Regions from separate parts of the Mus musculus genome. Here regions 1, 2, 3 and 5 are each linked to region 4. The links are chromatin loops, found by intact Hi-C in ENCODE. Cell type or tissue: left cerebral cortex. All regions are shown on one strand. Region 1 overlaps Immp2l (IMP2 inner mitochondrial membrane peptidase-like (S. cerevisiae)). Region 2 overlaps Gm33340 (predicted gene, 33340). Region 3 overlaps Immp2l (IMP2 inner mitochondrial membrane peptidase-like (S. cerevisiae)). Region 4 holds the start of Lrrn3 (leucine rich repeat protein 3, neuronal). Region 5 overlaps Immp2l (IMP2 inner mitochondrial membrane peptidase-like (S. cerevisiae)).

Region 1 (5,000 bases), 390 kb after region 4:
GTGCATATAAGTACCTACTATAATTTAAAAGTGGTTAAGTTCTAAGAGATACTGTGTGCATGTGAATGTCCAGGAGATGCCTGTGGGCCCTTCTACTGGTTTATTCTGAATCAGGCGGTATAGATCTCTACATTCGGTTCCCCCTTTTCCTTCTCTTTCCTTTTTTTTTTTTTTTTTTGTCTTGATCATCCTTACTAAATTAAAGCAGTGAATTGGTTAATCTGCTTTGGCTCATGTTGGGACTCTGGATTGATGAATGAAAGGCACGCATATGCCAGCTAATTTTGATATGCCTTGAGTAGCTCAATGACTGAGCACTTCTAAACCTCCCCATGGCTAGCACACACTTCCCTCTGATATTCCAGGCTTAACATCTTCTAAATCTATATTTTATCTTTTCTACCTCAGACCCAATCTGGGGAATGAGTGGCCCCTAGGGTCATTTTCCCAGACTCTTATATGTTAGTGGTTCTTTAAGTCAGTTCTCCTTGTTCCCCCATCACGGTTTTCTCCTCTCTCTCCTCCTTGGTCTCTCTAAAAGTCCTGCCTCAGTCTCCTTGCCCAGCCATTGGCTGGACAGCAATTCTTTTTACCAATCAAAGTCATCTGGGGGCAGGAACCCTCATCATTTGGAAGTTCAGCTTTTGGGGGCTGAATTAAGACAAAGCATTAGAACTTATCCCCAACTGGCCTCCTCTTACACAATCTGATACGTCAAATAAGTCTGAAATTTACAATATGTTCACCTTGATAATCCATGGTCTGATTTCTACTACTTTGTCAATGAATAGCACTCCATTTGTATACAACTGCCTGACTTATAGTGTGGGCTTATCTCCTTCTAAACTTGCATTTTTGGGGCACGGGGTTGTTTTGCTTCAGCAAGCCTCTGTTGCTTGGTCATAAAGCAAGCTTGATGCTGTCAGATGTCCTTAAGTTATGCAGGTTAGAGAAGAGGATGGTGAAGTGCTGACCCCTGGAGATAACCTTATAACCTGCTCTGTGATGATTCTCTTCATAACCAACCTTGTGGTGCAAGTCCAGAAGACTTTTTCTTACAGAAACCCCCTTTCTCCACAGAAAATGTTATCCTGGCCAAACTTGTATCACATCACTTCCCAAAAGAAGAGGTTAGCAAAGTCTGACAGATGGGTCCCAATTTATCCCAAAATGATGGATCCCCTAGGCATTTCTTCATAGTGAGTTAGAGCTGTGAGGATGAGGATACAAACACTGGACTTAATTGATCAGTTCTACATTTAGGTGTTTTGAGATCAGTGTAAAAGAAACCCCAAATAAATGATTGAGAGTCTCTTATTCTTTAACTCTAAAACTATGTTGTGCTGAGCCTGATATCACCTTTTACCAAATAATCATTCTAGACTTTACATTTTACCTCATGATTTTTCCCCCTTTTTGTAGAGATGACCAAACTCTCATGCTTACTCTGTAAAAACTTACTACTGAACTATATTCCTAGCCCCTTACCTTGTAGTCACAACTTGACTATATTTGTTAACTCTCTGTGTGTGTGTGTGTTTGTGTGTGTGTCTGTGTGCCTGTGTGTCTGTGTGTGTGTATGCTGCCTCTTGGTGGCTTCTGGAGAAGGGACTCAATTTTCTTTAAGGATAGGACCCTTGATAGCTCAACCATCCCCCAGTGGATGGTCCCACATTCATCACTATATAGATGAATACTGAATTCAGTGGTCTATCAAGAAGAAAGAGAAAGAGAGAAAGAAAGAAAGAGAGAGAGAGAGACAGAGAGAGAGAAAGGATCAAACAAAGAAAGATACAAAGAAACAAAGTGAGAGAGAGGGAGAGTGAGTAAGGAAGACAAAGTTGGCATGGCAGGTAGATCTGGGCGGCACTAAGGGGGTGAGTGGTGTTTATATATGATAAAAGTACATTATATGTATATATAACATCTTAAAATTTAGTAGGATGTTAAGAAAGACTGGAAAGGGGAAAATATGAAGAATATTGGGCAAAGTAATACTTGGAGTCATAACAGAATAAAAGTCTCAATAATAAAGATTAGGAGAAAATGATGGTGTCAACCCACTACATGATGAAAATGTTGAAAAATATTTAGTCTCTATTTAATACAAGGATATTTTATGTTACCACATTGATTCATCATCCTGAATTATGCATTTTCGTCAAGGAAAATAAGTGAAAGAACATAATTAAAAAGGAAGAAAATTTAAAATATGCATATTCTCCAGAAATATAACTGAAGTACATGCATGCAAATATAAAATGTACTTTAACTGTTACAAAATAAAGTAACATATTTAACTATCAAAGAAATCTTCAAATCTGAACTAAGCCCATGTTTTTACATACATTTAATAATTTAAGCATTGTCAGAATCCTGTGGATAAAATAGAAAATACCTAAAAGAAATTACAGACAGATCTTATTTTCATTTCATTTCATGACTGAGAAACCAACTGTAGAAGGGGGTGATAACAATAATAGTGATAATTATAACAAACATTTAAAAGTATCTGTTAAGATTTATTCTGATCCAGCTGTATTAGAGGCTGGTTTAAGGTATTAAAAGAGAAGGTAAAGGTTGTTCTAAAATTATTTTCTGTGCATATACATTATCTTAATAAAGATTTGGGGTCAAATTGATTAATCTAGAAAACTATACACAGTGTACCCATAATTTTTAGCAGGCATTTAAAAATCATTTTTTTCCAGTTTTATCTTGTTTATGATTTAGCAATTACTGCCATCTACTGACAGCATACCCTAATTGAACAGTCCAACAATACTAAATATAAATACAAATGCTGAATATAAAAATTAAACATGATAAATATGGTTTTAAAAATCAATATTGATCACTTTTTGGCCCATACACGTCCGTTTTACTTTTCCTTGATGTGTGTTGAGAAGCATGATAATTCTTTCCTCCATCACTGCTATCTTCTTACATTAATTCTGGAAAGTTTGAAACTGCATTAACAATCGTGCTTGCTTCTCTGGTTAAATGTGTCTGTAGTTTTCCATTATGTTTAGTTTCCCATATAGTGCACACGATCAAAAATCTGTACTCATGATTAACATTAGCTACCTGAATTATTATAAACCTAATATTTTATGTAAGGAAATAAATATGGTTCCCTTTTATTCTGCTGAGTTTGTATAGTAGTTATTCTCTTCAAATATATAAAATATTATATACTATAATGTTATACTATATTTTTACTTATAATGCCTTTTAGACGACCATGAATGTGGTGTCTAGATCTACAGAATTTCTTCTTTTTTTCAGATAAAATCTTGAGGTTTAGTGTTAGAGCTCAAGCTGCAAACGGTGCTGTTTTCAGTAGCTCACTCTTTTGTCATTTTGGATAATACAAGAAACCCCAAAGACATTTAGTACTTGTTAATATTTTTAGTGATGTCTTGGTTGGCTAGGAGCTTAGAAGCAAAAGTAGAGTTTATTCTGAGCTTGATGGATTGATTCATGAGGCGTGCCTTTAAGAGTAATGATGGTACATTCAGGTACTAGAATTTTCTCCCTAAGTGAGTGAGTGAAACAAAGATGAAGCAGATGCCCCCAACCTCTCTTTGAGGTCCTAAGTGTCTTTCATTGATATATTCCTGTCTTCTACACTTGCCTTTGCTATTATTGTATCTATGAGCTGCTTTGTTAGTAGTCATTCCAAAATATATGTTTGTTGATCTGGAAAGTCTCCAGAAAAAATTTTAATGAAAATTTTGTCGAGATGAAATTAATTGTACCTTATACAAAAAATTCCACTACCATTTTACATGCTCAAATATGATGTCCTGATGTGTAAAATATTTTGTATAATTATAATACCTCATTTATGTATTTTTTGATGAACAAACCCAAATAGATAGTAATAACATTTGGGAGAAGGATTATATTATATTTACAATTGCAATTCACTTATCAGTTAACTATTACAACTATAATTGTATTACAGTCATGTATCTTTTGGTGTAATAAGACACTATGACCAAGGCAACTTAGAAAAAAGTTTATTTTGGGCTTTTGTTTTAGAGAGTTAGAGTCCCATGGTGGCAAAACAAAGGCATGGCAGCAGGGATAGCTGAGAATTTCAAGTAGAAGGAAGCAAGCACAAAGGGGATGGCCAGGGGTTTCAGAAATCTCAAAGTTCACCAGCAGTGACATACCCATACCTCCTCCTGCAAGGCTAAACCTCCGAATTGCTCCCAAACTTGTCCACCTACTGGAGACTAAGTATTCAAACATATGGGTCTATGGGGCCATTCTCATTCAAACCACCACAAGGATATTATATTCTTTTTTTCCCCTTAGATATTTTCTTTATTTACATTTCAAATGCTATCCCGAAAGTTCCCTGTACCGTCCCCCCGCCCTGCTCCCCTATTCACCCACTCTCACTTCTTGGCCCTGGCATTCCCCTGTCCTGGGGCATATAAAGTTTGCAAGACCAAGGGGCCTCTCTTCCCAATGTTCTTATACTGTCAATAATGAATGAAAAAAAATCTGAAAATGAGAAACCATCTTTAATCAACTGTTAATGTAAAGTAAGGGTATATGTGTTTACGTAACAGTGTAACACTTGTTCCCATGAAGAAGAGGGTGTAAATTACATGACCTCTTGATCTTCCATAAGTGGTTGCAGCTCATGTTGTAGGTGGGTTAGGGTGGGACCACAGCCTTCTCATGTGCAGAGAGATATGCTTGAAAAGTGATTTCAGTGTTTCCAGGGATGGATGCAGTTCGGTTGTCCTGCTTGAAAGTCCAATTTACATTTCATGATTGTTACTTTCCCTAAGTGGAAACATGGCTGCATTACTTCATTCAAGGCTCCTGTGACTCCAAAGCCCTGAGTAAAACCTCATTAATCTGCACCCCGCTTTTTCAGAAGATGTAATAACTTTGAAAAGTGCTAGGCTGAAGTTTACTTTTCTGCTATCTATAAAGAAAGGATTCCTAACCCATTAACCAAATTAATAGTGCAGACA
Region 2 (5,000 bases), 1.5 Mb after region 4:
TGGTGTTAGGAGGAAGCACTGCAACTTTAAAATTGAAGTACCAGGTAGAAAGCCTAAGATTGATAGAAAAAGACCTATCAAGGTGGTTGGGATACGCAAGGTTCTTTTGTTCTGAGGCTGTGACCTGAACAGACTGTTCCACTGCATACTCCTGGATAAATAATCTTGTGAACTGCACGGAGCAATTTGTCTTAAACTGAAACTTCCAAAGCCACAAGCTAAAATAAGTCTTTTCTTTTTATAAATTTATTACCCCACACATTTCACGACAATGACCAAAAGCTGATCAACATAATTTATAAAATTATTTCTGTATTATTCAATAGACTTTTACTTGAATAATTACCAGAGAACTTTTTTAATGGAGAAATTAAGATGTCTTCCTATTCATTATATATCTGTTGAACATTTGGATACATCTATTTTTTTATCCTAAATATGGCCAAAGAGAATTTTTAATATAATATATAAAGCCTTGTTCATCACAGATTTGGAATCTTAGTACAATTGAATATCGTAGAACAGGACAAAGTAAATTCTCTCTGTGGAGAATGAGTTGAAATTTAAAATCTTGCTTTCCCAATTTTGAGCCATATTAACTTTAACATGCTCTACAGAATGTTCTAATGTAAACATAAAAGAATTATAGATAAGTGGAATTATTGATAATGGAAACAAATGGCTGTGAAATATCTGCCTTGGATTGTGAATATACCACTTTCAAGTCAGCCAGTTGAGTTTACTCTTATCTGAGATAAAATAAACAGTAATTGTATAATGTCCACAGAAGTGGTTTGCATGTGAAAATGAGCAAGCTAACAAAGAAAGTTTTGAAGTTGAATTCCAACTATTTTAACATTCAGCCTACAGGAACCCTGGCTGTTGTTTGTCCATGAGCACTATCTTTGTTAATTACCCAATTGTGTGTAGTCAACCATTCACAACAGCTTAACCCCTATTCCTGCATGAAAAAAACTTTTGCCTCAGCTCCTCTACTGTTATTTTCTGCACTGTAGCTCCAGATAAAGAAAATCCCTCCAACACTGACCCTAAGCATAAGAGAAATCTACGGAAAGAGAATTTAGGACATGTTCTTAAATACCTACTTCCAACTTCAGCAAGAAACATTTTAGATTAATATGACATTAAACTCAGAGACAAAATCATGCCCATTACAATATTTAGGTGTTGCTGTGTTCTCAAGATTTTGGATTGGATCAGATGACAGGATCTGTGTCTCTTCTATGAATTTCTGACTTCAAAAGAGAAGAATCCAGTCATACTTTAGCACATAACAAAGCCTGCCTATTGGAAAGCAAAGGTTGAAATTGGTTCTTTTGTCCCAGTTAAAGTGCTGAATGAACATTGTATAAACACAAAGGGCCTGATAGCTCTGTAAACTGAAAACCAGTCTCAGATGGCATAATGACAGCTGCAGAAGTTTAGATAAAGAAAAATGAAATGTCAGAATTCTTGTTTTAGGGGCCTGGAGTCGGCTGGCATATGCTTCTCTTGAAATTGTGGGAAACCCTGCCTAATCCAATTATTGAGAAGAGTTGGTTTATTAAAAAAAAAAAAGCTACATTTTTTTTTTAACCAGGATAGAAAAGGTTCTTATTTCGCCCTGTGAGACAACAAAGACCCACTAGATTATATATATATTCCATTTTTCTTGTTTAGAAAATTAGAGAAGGGAACTATCTGAATAGCATTCAAAGCAAAAGGCAGTTGTGGAAATTGGTATGCAAGGCTATTTTAATGCTGTGAAAGTAACACTTAAAAATTTAAAAACCCAAACAGCATTACCTAGGTTATATGCAAATCTCTTTTCAATGCTGCTTTCTTTCAAACAGCTCAAGGAAGAGTGCTGCTGCACTGCCATCTGGTGAGCAGGCAAGTAGGACAGACAGTGGAAAGGGATACGTGAAAGGCAACATGTCAGGGTGTGGTAAGAGCATTTACTATGCTGAATTATTATATCTGTTATATCTGTGTTTGCTGGCAACATGAAATATAGCTCTGTATCATTTTTTGCACTGTCATGCAGCACGTTTTTACTTGCCATTGTTGCTTTTAGGAAGTTTCCAACCATCTGGACTAAGTTCAAGTTCATGATCCACCCTCTGCTCTATGAGTATGAGACTTACAAGGCATGATGCATTAAAGTGGTTTTTATCAAAATATGGATATTCCTCATTTTATATTGATTTGCAGCTAAAACTTTCATTTGAGTGGGTATGAAGTAAATGAGCAGATTCTTTGCAAAGTGCCTGAGTTAGTGACCTATCCTTGGAAATGAAGGGGGAAAAAGAGCGACATGTCCTAAATTTCTCCTCTTTCAAATGGTGCATTTTATGTTCTTATCTTGACTGTCAAACTATTCATTCAATTTAGTTGCTCATTGATTTTGTACTATCGCCCTTTCCTTTTAAAAAAGTGGTTTGGCCCAGAAAATAATAGCTTCATCATTTTAAAGTTGGCTATCAAAGGCAATGAATGTAAAGGGAAGAAAGAAGCTACACGTGAGACTATTCTGTGAAGTGGTATATTCTGAGATATACTTTTATACTGGTAATAATTATGGACTGTTTGACAAATAATGGTAGGCATTGAGAACACAACATTTTAAAGCATTTTTGGGAGCAGATTTTTTTACTAGTAGATATGAAAATTTAATATTTACATGGATTTAACTATTTGTTTCTATGTTTGTTCCAAACTGAGTAACAGATCCAAGGGTAAATAAGTGATAGAAGAGGGCCAAACAGAGTTTATATGGCATAACCATGCTACAGGGACTCAGTTATCAGCAGAACAAATGTAACTTCCCGAAATAGAAGAACTGTAAAATGAAGAGATTCTTGTCAGTGTTGTATGAACTGGGCATATTCTTAGTGAATGTAATAAATAGAGAGAATGTGGTTAGCAACAGCTGTGGGATTCTAACTGATTTACATCACTGGCACATCAGACAATTTAAATGTGATATTATCTGAACTTATGTTGGGAAGCTTATAAATTAATAATCACTTACAGTAAACTATGAGGATACATGATCCTAAACTCTACAATGCTGGTTTGTATCCAAAAGATATAAAATTCATCACCAATGCATGTTTTTTATAAACATTTATCACACAGTTATATCAATATGCTGTTGGCTACTAGAGAGGGTTTAGGTTCTCGTATCATCTCTACATATCAAGAAAGCTATAATATATAGGAGAAGAAATATTAAGTATATAACTTTTGGAGGAATCAAGTGGCAGAAGGGAAATTAAAATATTAAGAGTATGTACACATACCCAGGAATGCAATTCTGTTCAATCAGTTTCATGCATTGGTTCTTATCTCTAAGCAATAATAAGTCATCAAATAGACTTGGTTAGCAGTTACATTTGAAACAAATTTAAGTTGAAATTTCTTCATTGAATTATAAGAAGAAAACACAGTATTATCAAAAAATAGTAAAAAAGACCAGGAGAGACTATTTCAAAACAGAATCATGCTTACAGTACTATTGGCAGTTTTGATCATTGCTTACTTTTGAAGAACATGAGATATGGGGTACTTTTGTTTTTAAATTAAGGCATGCCTTGTTTATGTTTCTCCTTTAGTCCCATAATTCACAAATCTTAATCAAAAGTAGAATTTTGGTTGTGCAAATTTAGAATCATTGACTGATGAAGTCTGAAAGTGACAGAAGAGAGCTGTGTTTTCTGTCTCTCTTCATTATGAACCGATAATCCTTGTTTGACAGAAAATTTTAAGAAAATAAAAAAAAAGCTCAGAATGTTTTAGTTTGTAAACGTGAAGGCTAAAAGAACATGATCCCTTTTTATAAATTCACAAAGTGTGACATGATCACCAATATCCAGACTCTCCTGTAACCATGATCCTCATAGACAGAGAAAGTAACACCACACAAGACTCTCTCTCTCTCTCTCTCTCTCTCTCTCTCTCTCTCTCTCTCTCTCTCTCTCTCTCTCTCTCTCTGATAGAATTATGTAATCAAAGAGGATCCTGAGAGAGCTCTTGCTTCAAATTCAAATCAAGGTTTTTCAGATTGTATCTGCCAAAATGTAGATTTTAATCACACAAGTCCCATATGAGTCGAACATACTATCTAAGAAGGCATCTCAATGCACTCTTTCAACATAACACCTTTGATAACTCTCAATTTCTAGGGACTTAGCTCTCTTTGTAATGAGCAGACTGCATTTACCATAATATTCACTTCTATGTTTTTATTAGAAACATGGAGTCTGTCTAAAATTGTCATCATTATTTACATATAAAACACATATTAGGTACACATGGCAGTGGATGGTTGAATTAGGGAAAAGCTGGGAGAAGCTGAGGAGGAAGGCAAGCCCATAGGAAGACCAGCTGTCTCAACTAACCTGAACCCCTGAGATCTCTGACATTGAGCCACCAACCAGGCAATATGCTCCAGTTGAGGCTGCCAATACATACACAGTAGAGAACTTCCTGTTCTGGCCTCAGTGAGAGAACTCTCAAGAGGGGAATGGGGAAATCTGTTGGGGTGGGAGTCTGGGGGTAGAGACATTATCTTGGAGACAGGTAAGGAGGTATGGGGTGAGAAACAGTCAGAGGGCAGACCGGGACAGGGATAAAGACTGGAGTTTTAAAAAAGTTTAATGAATAATAATAATAAGAATAAGAATAATTCTTAAATAAATGTAGATAGAATTGAAGAAATTTAGAAGAGAATATAATGCAGCTCCATTTCTTTTCAACAAGCCTTCAGTTTGCCATTCTAATCTCTATCTTTCAGTGATATCTCATGTTTTACCTCAGTGAGCAGTATATAGCACTTCAGAGGGTTATTAGAAACTTCCATGAAACCCCAGGTGTCCTATGCTTCCGTTCTACCAAATGGCAATCATGTTGTAGATAGATGAATGAAAATCATAGTAATATATTTTATAGAGTAAATTGTCATATTCTAAAGATCATTACAATAATAAGGATGCCTG
Region 3 (5,000 bases), 190 kb after region 4:
TTGGAAGTTTCTGTAGAGGACTGACGTCCAGTTTTCTCTCATGTTATGTCCTAGGTATCTGGCCCCTAAAGGGAACTCAATGACTGTTTATTCTCTTGAGTGAGTGAACTCAAGCACATAGAAATGGATTCACTTAATTCAGTCTCTTCTCTATTCTGTCACATTGTTGTCTGTGTCCTAAAAGGAGCTAAAGCTATATTAACGCTCTGGACACTAAGAAGTCATATGGATGAAGTTATCTGTCTGGTGAAAACTTAATTTCTATCTTTTACTCAAGGAATCTGTCTCTTCTCTAGCTGCTTACTACCTTTAGCACGCTGTGTGCTTTCTGAAAACTTGAAGTACATTTTTAGTATCAGTATATACCCACTTCCAGAAAAGATTATACACAGAAAAAAAAATCGGAAATAGCCTCAAAGTCTTTCACGTTTCAATAGCAGGAACATAATTATCTTACTAGTGGACTTTGTTGTAGAGTTTTCTCAGTAGAGTGAACACTAAATCAGTTATCAGGCAAGTTCATAGTACAGCAAAGATGTTCAAAGAATTATTCCATGCGGTTTCTCATGCCCAGATCTTCAAAGAACACTTGCATGGTCTAGCGGTACCAAACTATAAATAAGTTTGAAGGAGAAAGGGAAGTCTGATGGCTTGACAAGAAAGGGGTCAGTTTATTCTGGACATTGAGGTTGCTGGGTACAGGGATACAGATAATAAAGATAAGCATTTTTTTCTTCCTTTTGTAGCTAATTTTGTGAGTTTCTTAGAAATGTGAGCTTTAATTTCTCACTGCTTCCCGAATTCACCCATAGCCCAAAAGCTAAGTGGTATCTGAATGGCAGATGAGATGATCCACGAGAAAATGTCCTCTACTCCCCTCCCCTTCCTCCTTAGCCCCAGTAGGTCAAGCAGCATGTGCTGTGTCAGTTCTATGCTGACCTGCCCTTACCCTGCCCTTCCAGAGATGATCCAGATCAACACTAATAACTTGGTTAGGTATCCCAGGCCTTGGTCCCTGCCTCCTTCCTTGTTCAATGTCATGTGAGAGGACCCTTCCCACTGCCTTAGAGCTTCCCCACTGTGGAAGAGCTAGCCTGTCTTGCCTTTCCTGCCTTAAGGTGAGTTCACTCTGGTACTTGGGGTACTGAAATGCAAAGATAATTAATATAGGTGACATGTCAGGCGGCCTCACAACATCTTCCACAGCCTCATCTTTCTCCCCTCCTCTCAGGCACACCTACCCCAACCTCCCCTCTTCCAGAGAGCCACTACTACTCTGTTTTTCCTTCAGAAAACATAGGCCTCCTAGTGATATCAACCGAACACACCATAACAAGTTACAGTAAGACTAGACATAAACCCTCATATAACAGTGGGACAAGGCAACCCAGTAGGAAGAAAAGGGTTCCACAAGCAGGCAAAAGAGCCAGAGACAGCCTCCACTCACTTTATCAGGGATCCAACGAAACCCCAAGCTAAACAGCCATATGCTGTTTCTTGTCCATGGGATGGGTCTCAATTTGGGGCAACATTGGTTGGCCATTCCCTCTGTCTCTGCTCTATCTTTGTCCCTGCACATTTTATAGGCAGCACACATTTTTGGTGGAAGGGTGTTTTGTTTTGTTTTGTTTTGTCCTAACAGCTGAGAATACTCCACATTTTTTTATCACTTCTTCAGTTGGGGAACGTCTAGTTTGTTTCCAGTTTCTAGATCTTAACCCAAGCATCTGTGCATAGGTCCTAGCATAGACCCAGGCAGGCTCCATGGTTGCTGCTGCAGATTCTTTAAGCCTTGCTTAGTTGATTTTGTGGGCTCTGTTCTCCTGGTGTCTTGGACCCTCTAACTTTTATAGTCCTTCCTCCACATCTTTTGCACAGGTCTCTGAGATCCACCTAATGGTTGAGTGTGGGTCTCTGCATCTGCTCCCATCAGTTGCTGGATGAAGCCTCTCTGATAACAACTGGGCTAGGCATCAATCTATGAGTATAGTGGAGCATAATTAAAAATCTTTTTTTTTTTCTTGCCAGTTTTGTTTGATTCTCCCCTAGGTTTCTGAGCTATCCAGCTTCCAGATCCTGGCCATGTAGGCAGTGTTAGACATGGGCTCCCTCTTGTGGCATGGTCTTCAAGTTAAACCAATCATTAGTTGGCCATTCCATCATGCTCTGACCACCATTGCCCCAGCACATCTTGCAGGCAGGACAGGCTGTGGGTCACAGGTTTTGTGGCTGGGTTGCTATACCAGTGTCGCACCATTGGAAGCCTTGCCTGGTTACAGAAGATGGCTGGTTCAGGCTCCATATCTTCCATTACTAGAAGTAATCACTGGGGCTACCTTCAGAGGTTCCAGGAGGTTTCCACTGCACTTGGTTTTGACATTACCTCCTAAATGCCCACCAGTCATCTTTCTTTGTACTCTGTCCCTTGGTCCCTCTGTCCCCCACCAGATCCTTCATGTTCCTATCCCCACTTGTTCTCAGTGCATCCACAAGATCTGTTTATTTTTTCTTCACATGGTTGCAACCTTAGATATCCTCTTTAACTTTCCTGGACCTGTGGTTTATAGTATGACTATTGTTTATTTAACAGCTAATATCCACATGCAAGTACATATCATGTTTATCTTTCTGGGTCTGGGTTGCCTTGCTTTAACTGGATGTCTGTGTATAGAAGAATGCAAATAAATCCATATTTATCACTCTGCACAAAACTCAAGTCCAAGTGGATCAAAGACTTCAACATAAAACCAGACACAAAGAACGTCATAGAATAGAAAGTAAGGAATAGCCTTGAACACATTAGCATAGGAGACAACTTTCTGAACAGAAAAGAGTGCCAATAGAACAGGCATTAAGATCAATAATTAATAAATGCGGCCACATAAAACTGAAAAGCTTTATAAAGCAAATGACACTATCAGTAGGACAAAATGGCAGCCTAAAGATTGGAAAAAGATTTTCAACAACTCCACATCTAACAGAGGGCTAATGTTCAAAATTTATAAAGAACTAAAGAAACTAGAAATCAACAAGCCAAACAATCCAATTTAAAAATGGGGTAGGGTAGTCTGGAGAGATGGCTCAGTGGTGAAGAGCACTGAGTGCTCTTCTAGAGGTCCTGAGTTCAATTCCCAGCAACTACATGGTGGCTTACAACCATCTGTAATGGGATCTGATGTCCTCTTCTGGTGTGTCTGAAGAGAACTATAATTGAAATCATACATAACATAAATATTTCTTTTTTTTTAAAATGGGGTAGAACGCTACACAGAGACTTCTCATTATAGGAATCTCAAATGGCTGAGAAACATTTAAAGAAATGTTCAACATTCTTTGCCATCAGGGAAATGCAAATCAAAACTACTTTGAGATTCCAAGGTCAATGATATAAGTGATAGGTCATAATTTTCAGGATGTGTAGCAAGTGCACAGCCCTCCATTGCTCATTGGAGTACAATCTTGTACAGCCACTGTAGAAATCAATATAGCCATTTCTTAGAAAATGGGAAAGAGTTTTCCTCAGGACTTAACTATACTACTGTTAGCCATATACCTAAAGGATGCTTCATCCTACCAGAAGGACACTTGCTCAACCATGTTCATTGCTGCTAAGAGTCCACTTCCTCCTTATAGATATGCATGCAAATGTATTTATAGTATCCAGAAACTGGAAACAAACTAGATGTCCCCCAACTGAAGAATAAATAAAGAAAATATGGATTTTTCCCAGATGTTAGGAAAAAAATCCTTCAACCCAAAATGTGTGCTGCCTATTCAATGTGCAGGGACAAAGATAGAGAAGAGACAGAGGGAATGCCCAACCAATGCTGCCCCAAACTGAGACCTATCCCATGGGCAAGAACCAATATCTGATTCTTAATGAATGTTATGCTTGCAGACAGGAGCCTAGCATAATTGTTCTCTGAGAGGTTCTACCCAACAGGCAATGAAAAGAGATGCAGAGATCCCCAGCCAAACATTAGATGGCTTGCCTGCCTGTGGATCCCATTCCTTTATCTGGGCCATCTTGTCTGGCTTCAGTGGGGGTGCATGTGCCTAGTCCTGCAGTGACTTGATGTGCCGGGAGGGGGGGTTGTAGTGTGTGAGGGAATGAGGAGGGAGGGATGGGGGAGGATCTGCATGAGGGAGGAGGAGGAGAGGGGTGCTGATACTGGAATGTGATGTGAATAAATACATAATAAAAAGGATGAAACAACAACAAAATGACATCAATACATTTGCAGGCAGATGGGTGGACCCAGCTTCCATTTTGTGAAGCTCCACTCTCAATGCCTTTCCATTAACCCCCCTAATTGTATGATCTAGTTCAACATGCAGTATCACTTCTTCTTTTAGACTTAGCTTAGTTTTCACAAAGGTCGAATATAAACACAGTGTTTTTTTTTTGGTTTTGTTTTATTTTCTGCCACACATTTAAACAAATGATTTAAACTGGGTCTTTCACATGAACAACTTTCATGTAACTTACTTTTGTTACTACAGTAAAACATTTGCCTGAGGTTTATGACCTAGAATGCTTGCAGCTAAGAGGTCACTCCCTCGTAATACTTTGGTTCTTAACAGTTAAAATTCATGCTTCAAAAACTCAGTTGTGATTATTTCCAAACATGTTTATACTGGCTGCACTTTTATCATACCATCTTATTTAATTACACATTACACACCTTGATGAAATTCAATTAAGGGGAAAAACAAATCAAATATTTAGAACGCCTGAACTAGAATGAGTTTGCTTTCTTAAATGGCTGTCAAATGGGACAAGACAACTGAAAAGTCCCGAGGAAAATGCATAAAAATCTGCAGGGATTCTGTCTGCAGATTTCGATTCAAATATCTTTAAATATGTTCCAATGTAAGGAAATTAAAAGTAGGGTTTGTAACCAGGATATACAGGTGTGCTTTGTAAAATAGAGACTTGTCAAGAATTCAGCTCAGAGGTTTTATAACCAAAGAAAATGTCTTTTTAAAATTTGGAAATG
Region 4 (5,000 bases):
CCCTCTGTTTCTCTCTCCTTCTCCCCTCTCTCCCGCTGCCTCCTCTGCCAGCCTCTCTGTCTCCTTCCCCTCTCTCTCCCTGCTTCTCTCTTGGTCCTTCTGTTCTCTTTTCTCTGCCTCAGTCCCCGTCTCTTCTCTCTCCCTCCTCTCTCTCTCCTCCCCCGGCACTGCTTTTCTCTCCCACTCACATCCTCTGATGGGCATTCAAGCTAGTAAAATGCCTGCTTGAGAATCCCACGAACGCAGCTAGGCACACACAGAGCCGGCGGGGTTTGCATGTTCACTCAAAAGTGAAATGCAAAGAAAAATGCCCTTAGAATTCAGACAAGGGGAAAACATCAAAGGAGAACTGATGTGTAAAAACTCCGGCACCAACAAAAACACGAAATAGGGAACATTTAAACAGATAGGTATATTTTAAACTTACCTTGCCTTAGCAGATGCAGGGATAGCCCTCCTCCGGTGCCCCTGCTTGCTCAGTTCCTTGGCTGAAATAATCACATGGCTGTCTTCTTGCCCCAGTATAAATAGGTGCATATGTATGTGTAATAAAGTACACACAATTACATACTATAGATATGCACACATGCAAGCAATGGTGTCTCTCTTTCTCTCTCTCTCTTTTTCTAAAATATAAAGGAAGGCAGGAGCCTGCAGCTAGGATTCCTTCTTTTGACTGGAACTCTCTCCGGCAGCAGCAGGCTGAGCCTCTCAATCCCGTGAAGAGAGATCCTGCTAGCTGGCGTTATTTCTCCTCGTTTCCATGGTGGTTAGTGGTGCATCGTTCACCAGATCAGTTGTCACACTGACACGGTGCTGCCTGCTCAGCGGTCATTAATAACTGAACACCCTCCACTCCCCAGAGAGGAGCCAATCGCTTCAGACTGCCAAGATGTAGCACTCGCAGCTGCTCCAGCCTGGTTGGCTGAAGCAGCCTGTCTGTCCTATGACAGTGCTGCTTAGGGTACAAATAAATGAAACAGGCTTGCATATTTTTCCTTGGAATCATTTTCTTTCCTGTTTTTTCTTTTCCTTTTGGAGCAATGTGCAGCGCTTTTCAACAAGTTCTCCCATTTGGAATGTGATCAGTCATTTGGAGAAACGGTGGGGTTTTTGTTTGTTTTGTTTTTCTGTTTTTCATTTCCTCTGAGATAAGACAGGAAACACTTATGAACAAGGATTTCCTGAATATTAAAAATACTTGATAGTGACTCTGCCTCCCTGTCTGTGAAGTTCAGCAGTGGCTTTACATTTCAGCCTGCAGCCTGCAGCTCTCCTGCCCCTTGTTTGTTTCCCTACAGATCCTACTTAAATCAGCCTATGTGCATGCAGCTAATAGCCTCTCTCTCTCTTTCACTCTCTCTCTCTCTCCCTCTCTCTCTCCCTCTCTCTCTCTCTCTCTCTCTCCCTCCCTCCCTCCCTCCCTCCATTCCTTCTTTCCATTTTTCTTGTTGGTACTTTGTGTGTGGGTTTATTTTTTGTTTGCGTATTTGTTTAGGTTTTACAATGACATTTCTTAAAATTACAACAAATATTTGCTTCTCCAATACTCACAACAATGGTATGTAAGGAGAAGCATATACAAAATAAACTTTTCCAATTATAACTACTTATCTATACATGGTATAACAAATCTGATGCCACACATCGGACATGTGTTGTATGTGGCATTGCTTGTGCCTGCATCCAGATGTACATGTATGTGTGTGTGTGCGCCTGTGTATGCGTTTTAGATGTATGATTTATTAGTAATAACTCAGGGATCCTTTCCTCTACAATAGACTGAACAGTTAAATTATCTCTTTTTGCACTTACGGCTATCAACTCTGAATGGCTACTTAACTAGGAAAATGTTTTCAATAGGAATTATATGTAAAACATTTGGAATATTTAGACTAGAAATCATGCCAGCGTGGTCATGTGTTCAGCTCCAGAACAACCATGACAAATAGAAGAATATAAGGGCATGCTTTCCAGACAGTATACTAGAGAGACCTCCTGAGAGGAGTGGAACATGGGAACAATTTTCAACAGGTCCAAAGCTGCCTTATCTGAGTCTCCCCTTGCTTTGATAGACTGCCCTCTAGTGGAGGAAAAGGAAATGGCATTTATTAGATTTACTGGGGGAGGGGGGAATAACAACAAAAAGCAAAAGCATTAGCACTAATTGTTTCTTAAGGTGTCGTTGAAGTGACTTAAACCGGTGTTCTGCGCCATGACCGTATGCCTGGAAGCTTAGCCTCACTAACATTGTCTTTTGACCACCAAACGCTTTCATGTTACAGTTTTCTTTACAAAAGCAAACAAACAAAATCTACCAATGCTTTAGTTATTCGTTGTATTGATCAATTTGTTGACGGAGTCAGGGCCTTTATCTTCTGCCTAGGCAATTTGAATGCTGGTATGGTAGGTGTTCCTCAGAATATTTTTATTTTAATATATAATTGATAAACTCTAATCTTTTTGATAAGCATGAATGCTAAACCAAAGTGGCTTCTTCATTGGCCAAATGGCATCCAATTCTGAGTGTTATCCTCTCACCAGACACTTACAGGTACTTGAGTGTCCACTCACAGGTATGGGAGGAGGATGAGTGTTGGGCTGTTACATTGGAGTGCATCGCATATAACTTAATAGCCTAATTTTACTTTCTTCACTTGAAACGTACTGAATTTTTCCACTCAATTTGAATATTTTTAGAGTATATACATGGAGAATTGTGCTATAATTGTAACAACTATTTGAAAAAAATTCCTTTTATATTGTACCAACTCCTTAAGCACTTTATTTCGATTGTTATTAATTATATAATCAACAAATCTAGTAATCTGTTGATTATTATAATGTATTGATTACAATGTGCTCTCATAATGAAGATAAGTTGTGAGGCTCGAACATGTTAAAAATAACTTTTAAAAATAAAACTAGTAGGGGCCTAGAGAGATGGCTCAACTGGTTAAGAGCACTGACTGCTCTTCCAGAGGACCTGGGTTCAATTCCTGGCAGTTCACAACTATCTGTAATGACAGAAAATAAAAAATAAACATTAAAAAATAAAATTAATAATCACAGGTAGTACTTAAATCCAAACATATTTATAAGTTCATGAAAATGTTTTTATAATTAATTAGGATTGAATACTATTTCAAAAACTGCCTTATATAATAATAATTTCCTAGAAAACTGTTTTTACCAAATGAATGTTTGCTGTATTTTCAAATGTAAGAAATGTGAGTGCTCTTTGAATATAGGTACATGATAGATCAAAAGTATATCGTACTTGTGTTTAAGTGTAATATCATGGGGTATTAGAAATGAGTTTTTATTAGAAGGGAGAGAATTACTCTGGCTATGAATGAAGAAGATGAGAACTCTCTCTGGCTGTAGGTTTCCTCCTGCTAAAATTATCAGCAGCTGGAATCGAAGTATATTTGGGGATTCCTTAACTTACCGGGGAAGACAGTCATTCAATGCAGTATTATTAGGTGTCCCCTCGAAGCACCATATGAGGATATCCCGCTGAGGGATGCAAAGATTTAAGAGCATTACATGTCCTAAAATTGCTTGTGGTCATCAGAAAACAGACACAGTATGGAATAGGAATGGCCTATAAAAATTGATCTCAACTTGTAGATTATGACTCCTTTGATAGTTAAATGACCCTTTCATAGGGGTCCCATGTTCAATATCCTGCATATTAGATATTTACATTATAATTCATAACAGTAGCAAAGTTACATTTATGACGTAGCAACAAAAAGGAAGCACTTCAAGTCCCCCAGCATTGGGAAGGTTGAGAACCATTATTGTAGAAAATCATAAGACATGTTTAACTTACACATAGATGCTGGAAGAGAGCCAGAGGCAGAGTGCCTCAAGTCCTGAGCAGGTCCCAGCTCCATCACCCTGTAATCTAGTGGATGATTGACAAGGGTGCTTCTTCTCTTTGCTCCTTCTTCCATGCTCCTCCCTGCTCTCTTCTTTTTCTCCCCTTCTTTCTTTCTGTATTTCCCTTACAGTATGTACATAGTGATAGGGATTGTACATCTCAGACTCACTACATAATGAGTGTAGATTTTATCTATATTGTGTACCTCTATTATAGCAGTCACCACATGAGGATTTTATTTAATTAAAATGACCTGCAGGAAAGTTGAATGCGTGAATGAACAATTAATCCTTAAATTGTGCTTGAAGAGTCCTGCCTTCGTCACTGTGTTAGAATAGCATAGGATGTACATTTGGTGGGTTTAGTAGCTGGAGATATTAATTGGAGACATCTTTGCAGTCATTCCATCCTAGGATTTATTTATCTGCCTGTGTGTTTTCCTTTGAGAGAAGTAGTCAGGACAGTGAGCAACGTGTGGGGTAGGGCCAAGTGGTTGGCTATAAGACTTTACCTGCTCACTGATCTGTGACCTGGGCATTGTGTGAAGTATCGTCTCTGAAGTCTCATCCATGGAGTGAAACTTAAGTAGCATCTTGGCATATCATTTTCTTCCTAGGATTTGTCTGAGGATTAAAAAAGCTGATACCTACAAGGGGCCTCAGCAGTTCCATAAACTGTAGATAAGACTGAAGTCTGGACTTGGTTTTTGTCATTCTTAGCATTGTGCCCTAGCCAGGCATGAGCGATGCTATGCGTGATGCTGCTCTCATTAGTGCTCTCCTCCTCATTTCCCATCAGCACCATCATTATTCTGCTGCAGATTCTCCCTGGCTTGGAATGCCCTATCCTCTCTGTATTCCATTCCCTGACTTTTTTGTCTGTCGATTCCTGAGCAGGTTACTTCAGCTGTGACTCACTAGTGGCTAAGACCTCTTCTTGACACACAGACATCCTTTATTTCTTAAACAACTTAGCACTTCTCTTCTCAATTAGTTCTATAAATTTGCCTTTTTCCATTGTTGTTTTTAATATTCTCAGAAAGGTGGGTATATGCCTTATTATGTCTTTGAGCTCCCTCCATAAGGTAGTAAAATCAAGAAAACAGTTGTTG
Region 5 (5,000 bases), 380 kb before region 4:
CCCTGTCTGTTCTGAACTCACTATGTAAATCAGCTTTAAATATAGAGATCCATCTGCTGTTGCCTCTCAAACGGTGGGATTAAAAGCATGTGCCACTGCACCTGGCCAGTTTTTTTTTTTTTTGAAAATTGCTGTTTAATTTTTAAATTTTATTTAAAATAAAAAATTATTTTAGAAAGGGAGAGACCTTTTTAAAAATTTTAAAAAAAATTTTATTTAAAATAAAAAAATTATTTTAGAAAGGGAGAGACCTTTTAGAATTAGGTTTTTAAAAATTTTGTGTCAGGGGTTTGTGCAAACACCACTTTTGCAGTCTCTGGGTCAAAAACTTCCTGAGTCCAGTCTCTCAGTTTATTTTCTTAATACATTCAAGCACAGTAAAACTTTGGGTAAAAGTCTCTGTGTGACAGTCATTATAACAAAGCTTTGGGGATGGTTGCATTGAAACTCTCTTGCAAAGCACATTGCTATAGCAAAGCATTTGTGACCTTCTTCATAAGAAGGAATTCTATTGGCTGATAAACAGTGCTCACGGGAAGGGGCTAGGGACAAAGGATTTGTAACAAGCATAAACATAGACCCTATTGATGGACGTTGAAAAGTGAATGGGACCTCTTCCATAAGGACAGATCTACTCACTGAGAGATTAAGGCCTACATAATGCTCAGGCTTTGGGGAAATTCAGCTGAAGGTTGAATTTATCACAATCACCCCTCCAACAGCTTCTTCTAGATCTTCCTCTTCCTTCTCTACTTACCCAACTTTGTGTCCTTTTAATGGTTTTTTTTTTGGTTGTTGTTTTATTTTTAATTCATCAAGTCCAGTTTGTATTGTTTACATATCTGCTCAAGCTAAAGCTAGACAAAATTTCATTATGGAGGTGAGCATAAGTCACACCCCCAGCTGGGGAGCTATTGCAATTGATAGCTGTTAAAGAGTGAGTTTTCTTTCCCACTGTGGCCCCTAGTTGGTTAACCATACTCCCATGTATGAATGCATATCTACCTCATTTTTCCAGGGTTGGATCTATCATTGAACCTGGAGCTCACTTCTTTGGCTGTGATGGAGGATCAATAAGTTCCAGGGATCTGTCTCCTTTACCTTCCAAGAACTGGGGTTATAGCAGGTGTAGCTGTCTGTGCCCTTTATGAGGATGTTGGGGCTCCGGATTCAGGTTCTTTGGTATATGTAGCAAGCACTTACCCACAAACCATCTCCATAGCCCTTGATTCCAAGGAACCTTAAATGTTTGTCACTGTTGTTTCAGTGCGTGGCTGCCTGGCCCTTACTCCTTTTCATTGCCCGTGTCTTGATTGTGTCTTCTCTTGCTGTCTCCATCAGTTTGCAGTGAAACAAACAGCCCCAGCTATTGGGGGCTCGTTCTGTCATCACAGAAATTGCTGTTTCTCACATTTCCATTTTTACTTGTCGTGAAAACACTCTCCTCGTAGTTCTCATTCTTTGTCCCCTCCCCCCTTCCATCTTGGACTTGTTATTTATTGACTATTTGGTGCCCCATTCAAATAGCAGCCATGTTGATTCTATGGGCCATGGTTGAAATTTTTGTGGCTCGGTGAACACAGTGCTTCCCAGTTATCACTTCATTCATCCTCAGGCACAACCGACATTGTCTGAATTCCAGGACAGTCTTAGACCGGGACCTGGACATGCTCTTGGAAAGAGAGGGGTGGCAATCCCTATGCTAGTGCTTTTCCCATCCCTATTGCTCTGCTCCAGGTGGTTCTTCATACAGATGTTTTGCTGGTTGCCGTTAGATTATTTCCTCGCTTTCCATATGGAATGATGATTTGGAGTAGGTCCCATCAGAATATTATCCTGGGACAATCGAGTCGCTGTTTGCATGAGTTTTTATTCTTCATGTAGCTTTATGTACCTCTTTACTAGAATTTAGTGAAGACTTCATTTCAAGCATATATATTTTCCTTGCATTAGATATTGGTAACATTATTAATATTATTATTTTCCATTTTTTTGAGGAATCCTAGTTAGCCTGTCTGAAAACTCATTTGTTCTTGCTTTAAAATTGTACAGTAGTAGGATTTTTTTTATTGAATTGTTCTCAAGCTATGAAGTACACTGCATCATAAAGACTGAAAAATATTACAAGTGATAAATGTATCTCTTCTTATTTTGTAGCCTTCTTTGAATCCTGGAGGAAGCCAGTCCTCAGATGTGGTACTTTTGAACCACTGGAAAGTGAGAAATTTTGAAGTACAGCGTGGTGACATTGTGTCATTGGTGTAAGTAACTCAGTAACTTACTGTATTTGTTTTTGTGTTTTTCTGGACTTAGCTGATAATTTACTGCTGATACTATCTGTCCAGTTATGGTATTAATGAGCGTATCTTAAATATAATCAGTATTGAGATATAGCAACTGTTAGGCTTCATGTAGCACCGGTACCTGGCCAGCAAGGGCCAAGGGATGCTACAGAGATCACAGCACCCAACAGATCTTACCTAAGAGGCAGGGAGAGAGAGACAGAGAGCCATCTGATGGCAGAGACCTTTGGAAGAGTATGCTGGTTACATTTGGTGGCGGCTGGTAATGACATGCCTGCTGGGGCTGAGTCACCATGTGCAGACTTGAGGGAGCACCTGACTTCTAACAGCAATGCCAGAACAAATTTTTTATTTAATGTATATAAGTTGAATGACATAATTGATAAGTTTTGTTTAAAAGATAGTGATTAGAAATTATTATATTATTGATCCAAAGTAGATGCTTTTGATATGATTTTGTAATATTTGCGCCTTGGTATGCAATCTTCTGTGCTGTTTATGAATTTTGGAATTAAAACACTCTTAGGAGATGATAGTTATGATATAAAATGCAATGACAGTTGTGTATGTTGTGAATTTACCTGACAAAAAGGTTTGAAAAGCTAGTATTATGGGCTTTTGTTTGGCATCAAAAGATGGCGCTGTTTCTCTGTAAAATATGATGCTGGGTGTGGATAGAAGTTGCATCCCAAGTGTTGGTTGTAGAAAATGAATGTCAAGGTGTGCACAGCTGATACAGAGACATAGGCTACAGTCCTGCACATGCTTGAGTAGTGGTTTAGCTTAGAGATTTTTGTTTGTTTTTAAAAATAAATCTATACAGAGAAGACTGTGGTAGAACTTGCCAAATTTCTCTTGGCTGCAGTTGTTTGTAAAACTGTTCTAGTCTGATACCTTGTTACGGAAATCAGTGCACGGGGCAGCAACTGATACGATAGAGTTATTGTTGCTTATTTTTTTGTGACAATAAAACCTACTATTGAGAATCTTTCCAATTCCCAGTTATTCTTTATTTATGAGGGGGAATGAGATTTTTCTTGTTGGATGGTAATTTTAATACATATAAAAATCCAGTATCAACTTGCTCGTCCTTACCAGCTTGCCTCTGGTCATAGATATTGTGTAAGTGTGTCTTCTTCGAGACTGCTCTTACCAGGGTTCATTTGAAAACCTGTTACCTACATCCTGTTAATAGCTAATGAAATAAATACATTTGAGTGGAGTTCTGATGGCAGACAGCCAGGAATGGGAATTAAATGCTTCTTCGGTTTTGAGAATTTTCTTTAGTGTTGATCTAGTCTTTGGAGAGTCGTTCAGTTCAGTGCACTGTTTCTGCTACCTCCTGATAAGCCCCTCCACGTGGGATAAACTTATCATGTGCACACTGTTCTTACGCCTTCGGTTTGACAAGTTTACATCCTCACTTAGTTGTTGATGAAGAGGATACCCACCCAAGTGAAAGAAGTCACCTTACAAGTGGACAGCTCTGCGGTTTTCTCCCCCTAGGAAAACATGCTGACTAGATAGCAGGCAAATTTGAAGAGGGAATTCAAATTAAACTAACTGTGAGATGGCTTCTTGAAATTCAGGATTTTGAGTCCATAAACACATCCTGACATAAAATGATTTATTTCTAAAGGAAAACACAGCTCTTTTAGGTAAACGTTATATTGATTGATATTTATTATATGAGTTAATTTAAATGAACATTTATATTCAAATTGGGATTGTTAAATTATTGAAACTGCAAGTGAGGTGGATTTTGAATGAGTAAGTTATGTACTATATCTTCTCCATGTAGAGATGACATATACTTTATTTAGTATGCTTTGTCAATAAGCAGGCCTCATTTATGTAGAAGAATGCTTAATGTTCACATTGTATTATTGAACCATGAATAATTATTATGTGATACTGTTGGCTGTGTTTGAGAAAGAATCTGAGTTTGGCAGTCAATTCTTTAGCTTGAGGTTGTACTATAAAAGCTATTTTGTATTATAGTATTTTCTATCTAGTTTTATGAGTATAGTGCTTTCTAGACATTTGTCCTTATATTTTCATACAATTTATAGACTGCTTCTTTTAAAAAGACTGATGTCGGTGTGATAAACTTTCACCGATATATTTAATCCATGTCATGAAACATTGCTTCCTTACCAAAAGCACCACTATGTGATTTTTTTAACAAGGCGTTGTTTTCCACTGCTACATCAGAACATGTTCTCTTTTCGAAACACATAAAATGAATATGGAAATGAATATTTTCTTGTTCATTCTAAAAAGAATATAAAATATAATTTGTCATTTTCCTTACAAATTATTGTTAACAGGTCTCATCAATACACAAATAATCTCTGGAGGCAAGATAGTATGTTTTATTTTAAAAAATTCTGACACAGTCTTTCATATATTCAGAATGTGTGTAAGATAGCATTGTAAGTATATTACATTTATATTTATGGAGATTTGTTTTGTCTGTATGGATATGTGTATGCATGTTCATTTGTGTGTGCATGTGATTATGTGTATGTGTGTGCCCATGTATGTGGAGGCCAGAGAGGTCAATGTTGGATATCTACAATATATATATATATCTGTAGTCTGTCTGCCTATCTATCTATCTGTAATATACATCTATAGTATAACTTAAAAGATACAAAATATCTAAAAATACAGTACTGTGAATGTGGGTTTATA

The links. Hi-C counts contacts between places; a loop is a spot of excess contacts. Peaks named below come from ENCODE experiments on the same cell type or tissue, not always from the same donor. Only the 100,000 strongest peaks of a DNase experiment are listed, where the experiment ranks them.
Region 1: it touches region 4 in a loop (2.5-fold over the local background); 3 of 42 quality-filtered maps call a loop at or near these places.
Region 2: it touches region 4 in a loop (4-fold over the local background); 3 of 42 quality-filtered maps call a loop at or near these places.
Region 3: a loop joins it to region 4, with 2.2 times the contacts of the local background. A loop is called at or near these places in 7 of 42 quality-filtered maps.
Region 5: it touches region 4 in a loop (8-fold over the local background); 25 of 42 quality-filtered maps call a loop at or near these places.

The regions. Positions count from the first base shown.
Region 1 is chr12:41,871,495-41,876,494 of GRCm38, forward strand. The region is part of intron 6 of Immp2l (IMP2 inner mitochondrial membrane peptidase-like (S. cerevisiae)); the gene reads left to right. Among named protein-coding and RNA genes, the nearest start is that of Gm46348, 120 kb to the right of the region's middle. In left cerebral cortex, a CTCF peak has its summit at 2,733 (motif pointing left); no DNase peak of the experiment used is centred here.
Region 2 is chr12:42,985,337-42,990,336 of GRCm38, forward strand. The region is part of intron 4 of Gm33340 (predicted gene, 33340); the gene reads right to left. Among named protein-coding and RNA genes, the nearest start is that of Gm33340, 46 kb to the right of the region's middle. In left cerebral cortex, a CTCF peak has its summit at 1,891 (motif pointing left); a DNase peak (open chromatin) is centred at 1,878.
Region 3 is chr12:41,678,233-41,683,232 of GRCm38, forward strand. All of the region lies in intron 5 of Immp2l (IMP2 inner mitochondrial membrane peptidase-like (S. cerevisiae)), which reads left to right. Among named protein-coding and RNA genes, the nearest start is that of Gm40412, 73 kb to the left of the region's middle. In left cerebral cortex, a CTCF peak has its summit at 2,108 (motif pointing left); a DNase peak (open chromatin) is centred at 2,127.
Region 4 is chr12:41,485,144-41,490,143 of GRCm38, forward strand. The region is part of intron 4 of Immp2l (IMP2 inner mitochondrial membrane peptidase-like (S. cerevisiae)); the gene reads left to right. Lrrn3 (leucine rich repeat protein 3, neuronal) reads right to left here and starts at 914. Exons shown (of 2, transcript NM_010733.3): 1 at 428-914. In left cerebral cortex, a CTCF peak has its summit at 2,078 (motif pointing left); DNase peaks (open chromatin) are centred at 207, 844 and 2,059; H3K4me3 peaks cover 1,351 bases; H3K27ac peaks cover 1,329 bases.
Region 5 is chr12:41,108,683-41,113,682 of GRCm38, forward strand. Immp2l (IMP2 inner mitochondrial membrane peptidase-like (S. cerevisiae)) reads left to right here. Exons shown (of 7, transcript NM_053122.4): 4 at 2,158-2,261. Among named protein-coding and RNA genes, the nearest start is that of Immp2l, 87 kb to the left of the region's middle. In left cerebral cortex, a CTCF peak has its summit at 2,934; DNase peaks (open chromatin) are centred at 8 and 2,967.